Linked DNA regions of Homo sapiens: region 1 is linked to region 2. Evidence: chromatin loops called from intact Hi-C (ENCODE). Cell type or tissue: endothelial cell of umbilical vein. All regions are shown on one strand. Each heading gives the region's core, and the rest is flanking DNA. Links, peaks and the distances in the headings are about the cores only.

Region 1 (2,818 bases), core at 33-2,532, 130 kb after region 2:
TATCACAGCTGAGTTTACAGCCACGGAAGGAACCACTGTAGGCTTTTAGTAGATAATATGTTTTCTCTGCTTCAAATCCTTATTTTGGTTGCTTAAAATTTCTGCAGAAAACAAACAGCTTCTGCCAAAATTGGCTCACAAAATTAGCTTACTAGTATAATCAGTTGTATAGCAAGTATTTACTGAGTAGCTCTTGGAAGGCAGTCAACACAAGAGGGATGGATCATTCTTCCAGTTCATCACACGTGGGTTGGACATGCTAACAGTCCCCGATAGCTATCAGGCGAGTAAATGGATGATCACACAAAGGCAGAGGCATCGCAGAAGGATGCTAACTAGATGTCATGCGTCAAGGATACTACAGAAGGATCTCTTTGCTGACAAGGAGGGTACCTCTAAGGTTCCTTCAGATGGGATGGTTCTCTGTTCACCGTGATCACTACTATGCAAAGGCCTGTGGGCCATTTAGGAGAAAAGCATTCAGTCCAATTCCACAGACACAGTGAGGATGTAATATGCCCTAGGCATATATGAGTGGATCCAAGGAGGAAATACTCAGTCACTACTGTCAAGAACTCATGACCTGCTGCAGGGTTTGCCAAACTATGGCTTGTGGGCCAATCTGGCTCACCACCTATTTTAGTAAATAATGTTTTACTGGAATCCAGACACGCTTGTTTGATTACATATTGTCTATGGCTGCTGAGCACCCACTATAAGGGCAAAGTTAAGTAGATAGAGACTTTATCACCCACAAAACCTAAAATATTTGACTGGATGGCCCTCTACAGAAAAAGCCTGCGAACCTGTGGTCTTGTGGGAGGACACTGCTGGGCACAGTTAACTCTAATTCTTGGCTGTAGCATCTTGAATAGGGTGGCAGTCCCTGGCTGCTGAGGGGGACAGCTGGACGGCTGCCTCCCAGGGGCATTTCCATGACTTGCAGGCCCAGAAACTAGACTTGGGCATGACCACAGAGTTCTTGATGGACTGAAGATGCCCAAACCACAGACTGACTTGTAGGCTAGAAATGAACATGTGGGGTGGAATAGTCCTTTTGGGGACTAGAATAATTTCTAGAGAGCCACCCTTTCTACATGATACGGCGCACATTCAAGTGTGGCTACTTACACTGAGACTTTCTGATGAGCACGACTAGACAGCAGGGGGCCCCCAGGATAGTTTGTTCAGGTCAAGGTAAGATGAGAGGAGAAACTAGCCCTGTCCCTTGCTGGACACCACCACTCCAGTGCCTGAAATCCAACCTCCCCACCCCCATCAGCATTCCTCCCCTGGAAAAGATTGGAAAATGCAAGAATGTGCTTCTTTGACTCTGGCCTTCCTCTAACAGCCCTGCTTCTGTTAACACAGCCTTTTTGCAGCTTCCTTGACGTCATTGGCTACAGGCTACAGCTGTTGCTAGTCAAAGGCATTGTTCCTTTGAGCTAGCAGGCACTTTGTTCTCTCCCATGACACATTGTTTTATGAGCTCACTCTAGAGGAGAAACATTCTATCCCTGTGCTCAAGTTCTTCAGGAGCACCTCACTGTCTCCCTCTGCCCACCCACCTGCACCTGACAGCTGTGGGCTGTGCTCTCAGGGAGGCACCGTCAGATGCTACCAGACTACAGAGGAGAGCACCCTCAATCCTGACTGAAGGTTTGGGAAAAGGCTGCTCAGAAGAGGTGATACTTGATATGGGCCCTGGAGGAGGAGAAGCAGTTTGAGAAGACAGCAGTGAGAGATGGCATCCGGGCAGGCGAGAAATGTCAGTGGTCATGGAGGCAGCATGAAGGGACTGTTGGCTGCAGAAACCTGGCAAGGCTCTTAGAGACAGAGACGAAGAGGGAGATGGGGCTGGAGATGGAGATGATAGAGACAGAAAGATTGAAGATGGCAGAGTGGGGGCTATGGGGAAGGGTGATGAAGCAGGAAAGATAGATCGAACGAGACTGCGAGGAGCCTGTGTGCCTGGGCTTTATTTTGGAGGCAATGAGAAACAGAAAGTGTTTTTGAGCATGATGGGACAATGAGGAGTTCTGTGGTTTAGGAAACCCAGCAGTCACGGGAAGTGCAGATTCAAAGTAAGAAAACGTCCCAGGGTTTGGTGATGATCTTGGTGGGAAGTGACACAGGGGTAGTGGGGATGGAATTGAAAGAAAGGATGAACTTCCAGAGTATGGCTGTGCTCAGTAGACAGGAATCAGGGAGGGCAGGAGGAGAGTAAAAGGGTCCTCTGAGCTTAAATCCAGATGTTGAGGAGATGGTGGTACTATCAATGGAGGTGGAGCTCTTAAGAGGAAGAAAGATGGGAAAGAAAAGGATGAGGTTTTTGACAAGTTGAATATGGGGTGAGCATGGGTCCAACTGAAAGCAGTGGAAATATAGACGTGAAAAATAGATGCGGTAGAGTTGAAAAGTTGGGGATAATTTTCACCTGAATGTTACCTAAGGCAAAGGGAAGAGAGGTCATCCAGGACAAAAGTACAGAATGAAAAGAAAAAGCAACTAAGCACGAAATCTTGGAGAATGTCCTCATTGAAGGGTGAGCAGATGAAGAGGAGCCCACAAAAGAGACTGAGGAATTGTCTTCATTCACTCATTCATGCATGTATTCATTTGGTCAACAAATATTTTTTGGCACCTCCCATGGACAGGTCCTGAGCACCAAGGGTACAGTCAGAAATGATGAATCCAGAAATGATGCCCTCCAGAACTTCTGGTGAGGAAGGCACTCAGGAAAATGCAGCACCCTATGGAGGCCCAGAAAGGAGGGCATTCAGGAAGAACACAGTCTGATGGTGTCAAGTGCAGCGGA
Region 2 (2,818 bases), core at 3-2,502:
GTTTGGTAAAACCCAGGAATGCTTTTCTATAATAGCACTTATTTGTATTTATTTCTAGATTATACATATTTTTATTCATCTATCATAAAACTGATTTTCATGTTCCTACATAATTAGTTCCTGTTCAGTTTTCCAGTTTTTGACTATTATAAATAATGTCATGAATATCCTTGCAGACGAATCCTCATATATAGCCATACTTCTTTCCCCAAGGTAAATTCTGATGTTGATTTGTTGGGATATTTTTCCTTTTCTTCCTTTTTTGTTTTTCTGGATACCTTGGGCAACATTTTGGGAAAATAATTTAAGTATTGCATTATTGACATTCATTTGTTGTTTATATGTGGAAGAGGAAGGAAAGGGGATTAATATATATTGAGTGCTTACTATGTTTCTGCCACTTAACACAGGTTATCTTTTATTGGGCATACAGTATGTGAGGTGGATAGTAAATACTCCTCATTTTATAGTTGATTAATATGAAACCCAGAGAGCTTATATAACTTGAGCAGTCATTTGGCTAGTAGGAACCAAAGACAGAAATCACAGGTAGGCATGTCTTATTTTTTTCTTTGTCACGCCTTGAAGTCTGTGGGGGAAGATTTATGTCAAAAGCACATTTTCCCATCATATTAATGTGCTTGTGAACTATACCTAACAAAGGTTTTTAAAAATTCAGACATAATGTGCAGATAATAAGCCAGGCATGGTGGGATGTGCCTACAGCCCCAGCTACTTGTGAGGCTACAGCAGGAGGATTGCTTAAGCCCAGGAGTTTGAGGTTTCAGTGAGCTATGATCGTGCCACCACACTCCAGCCTGGGCAACAGAGCAAAACCCCATCTCAAAAAAATATGAAATAAAATAACAAAATAAAAAAATAATTTGCAGATAATTTTAACTACATGTATTCTTATGTAATCACCACCCCAAACAGTTATGGAACATTTTCATTACTACAGAAAGTTCTCTTACATGCATTTCCAGTCAGTTGAAACACCACCTCTTTCCCCCATGAGGCAACTACTTTCTGATTTCCATCTCCACAGTTTAGTTTTGCTTTTTCTTGAATACCATATAGATAGAATCATACAGTATGTATTCTTGCATATTGAGGTTGTCCTTTGTGTGTATTTTTATTTGATGCTTTCTTTGGGGACAGGAGAAGATGGTGTTGATGTGCAGTGGGGCAAGTTGCCAATGAAATTGAAGTTCTGGGACACTTGCTGGCTGTGCATTACCCGAAAGTAAAGAGAAGAGGAGAGAATGGATATATGTTATAAAAATTATAGCTTTGGAAAATAGGTATTCTCTCCATTTAACTGTTGAGGTACCTGAGGCTCAGCAAAGTGAATTAATAAGGTTGATTTCTTATAGCTAGCGAGCAGTAAAGCTAAGGCTTGACATCTGGCGTATTTAACCTAAAGCCCTTTCCACAGTCTAAGAACTGTTTTTTGTTTTGTTTTTTGGTTTTTTTTTGAAGGACTGAAAAAGACAATGCTAAACTGCCTATCTCTCTCTGATAACTGAGGTTTGGGGAAGCCAAGGGTCAGGGTTATCAGACCAGGAAACAGAACAAGTACTTAGAGAGCTCCAAGTGGAGCAGGGAGCTAGCCAAGCAGGGGAGGTGGGAAATTGCTTCATTCTTGGCCTGGAGCCCTCCTGGTAGTTTTTGTAATGGGTTAAGGCAGTCCTATTCCTTCCTGCTTTGAGGACCTCCAGGATTCAAAGGGCCAGTGCCTTGCACTTTAGGCCAAGACTTTGATGAGACTAGCCCAAGGAAGTCAAGGTTAGTGTTGGGAAACGAATAGTTAATACATTTCTCTTTGTGGAGATTCTTCTACATTTATGTTGGAATTGCCGCTCCTCTATGTGAGAGGCCTTCAACTCTCTTCACAGGCCAGTGTTAGTTTCCCAGTCATTCTCTGCTTGTTGCATTCCCTAAGTGTGGTTCCTGATGGAGGTGAGAAATAGGGTTGGGACAGAGAATGAAACATAAGTTCTACTATTACCTAAATGAAATCAAGATGTGGGTAAGGGATTTAAAGGCCATTATATGAACTCAGTGGGATAGTATTGGTTTGGGTGGGATATGAGGGCTATAGAGCTGTTTATACTGACTAAAATGAAATCTGTCACATACAAAGAATCCTTAATAAGATTATCAGCAGATTTCTCATAATAAACTTTGGAGGCCAGCAGGCAGTGGACTGATATATTCAAAGTGCTAAAAGAAAAAAACTGTCAATCAAGAATCCTTTATCTGGCAAAACTGCCTTTCAAAAGTGAGAGAGAAATTAAGGCATTCCCAGATAAACAAAAGTTAAGGAAGTTCATTACCACTAGAACTGCCCTGCATGAAATGCTCAAGGGGGTCCTGCAGGGTGAAAAGAAAGGACACTAGACAATAACTCAACGCTGGATAAAGAAATAAAAATCTCAATAAAGATAAATATAAGAACAATTATAAAAGCTAATATTATTGTAACAATGTTTGTTGTTGTTGTTGTTTGAGATGGAGTCTCGCTCTGTCACCCAGGCTGGAATACAATGGTGCCATCTCGGCTCACTGCAACCTCTCCTTCCTGGGTTCAAGTGATTCTCCTGCCTCAGCCTCCTGAGTAACTGGGATTATAGGTGCCTGCCACCACGCCCGGCTAATTTTTGTATTTTTAGTAGAGACGGGGTTTCACCATGTTGGCCAGGCTGGTCTTGAACTCCTGACCTCAGGTGAGCCATCCACCTCGGCCTCCCAAAGTGCTGGGATTACAGGTGTGAGCCACCATACCCGGCCTGTTACAATGTTTTTTTTAACTGTA

Evidence for each region. A loop is a pair of places that touch in the nucleus more often than their neighbours do. Peaks named below come from ENCODE experiments on the same cell type or tissue, not always from the same donor. Only the 100,000 strongest peaks of a DNase experiment are listed, where the experiment ranks them.
Region 1: a loop joins it to region 2, with 3.0 times the contacts of the local background. A loop is called at or near these places in 1 of 110 quality-filtered maps.

The regions. Positions count from the first base shown.
Region 1 is chr2:32,925,579-32,928,396 of GRCh38, forward strand. LOC100271832 (a long non-coding RNA gene) reads left to right here and starts at 1,509. Exons shown (of 4, transcript NR_183187.1): 1 at 1,509-1,659; 2 at 2,454-2,545; 3 at 2,658-2,818. In endothelial cell of umbilical vein, for the core only: no CTCF peak of the experiment used is centred there; a DNase peak (open chromatin) is centred at 1,403; H3K27ac peaks cover 422 bases; H3K27me3 peaks cover 237 bases.
Region 2 is chr2:32,791,030-32,793,847 of GRCh38, forward strand. The region is part of intron 16 of TTC27 (tetratricopeptide repeat domain 27); the gene reads left to right. Among named protein-coding and RNA genes, the nearest start is that of LINC00486, 33 kb to the right of the region's middle. In endothelial cell of umbilical vein, for the core only: no CTCF peak of the experiment used is centred there; a DNase peak (open chromatin) is centred at 1,522; H3K27ac peaks cover 569 bases.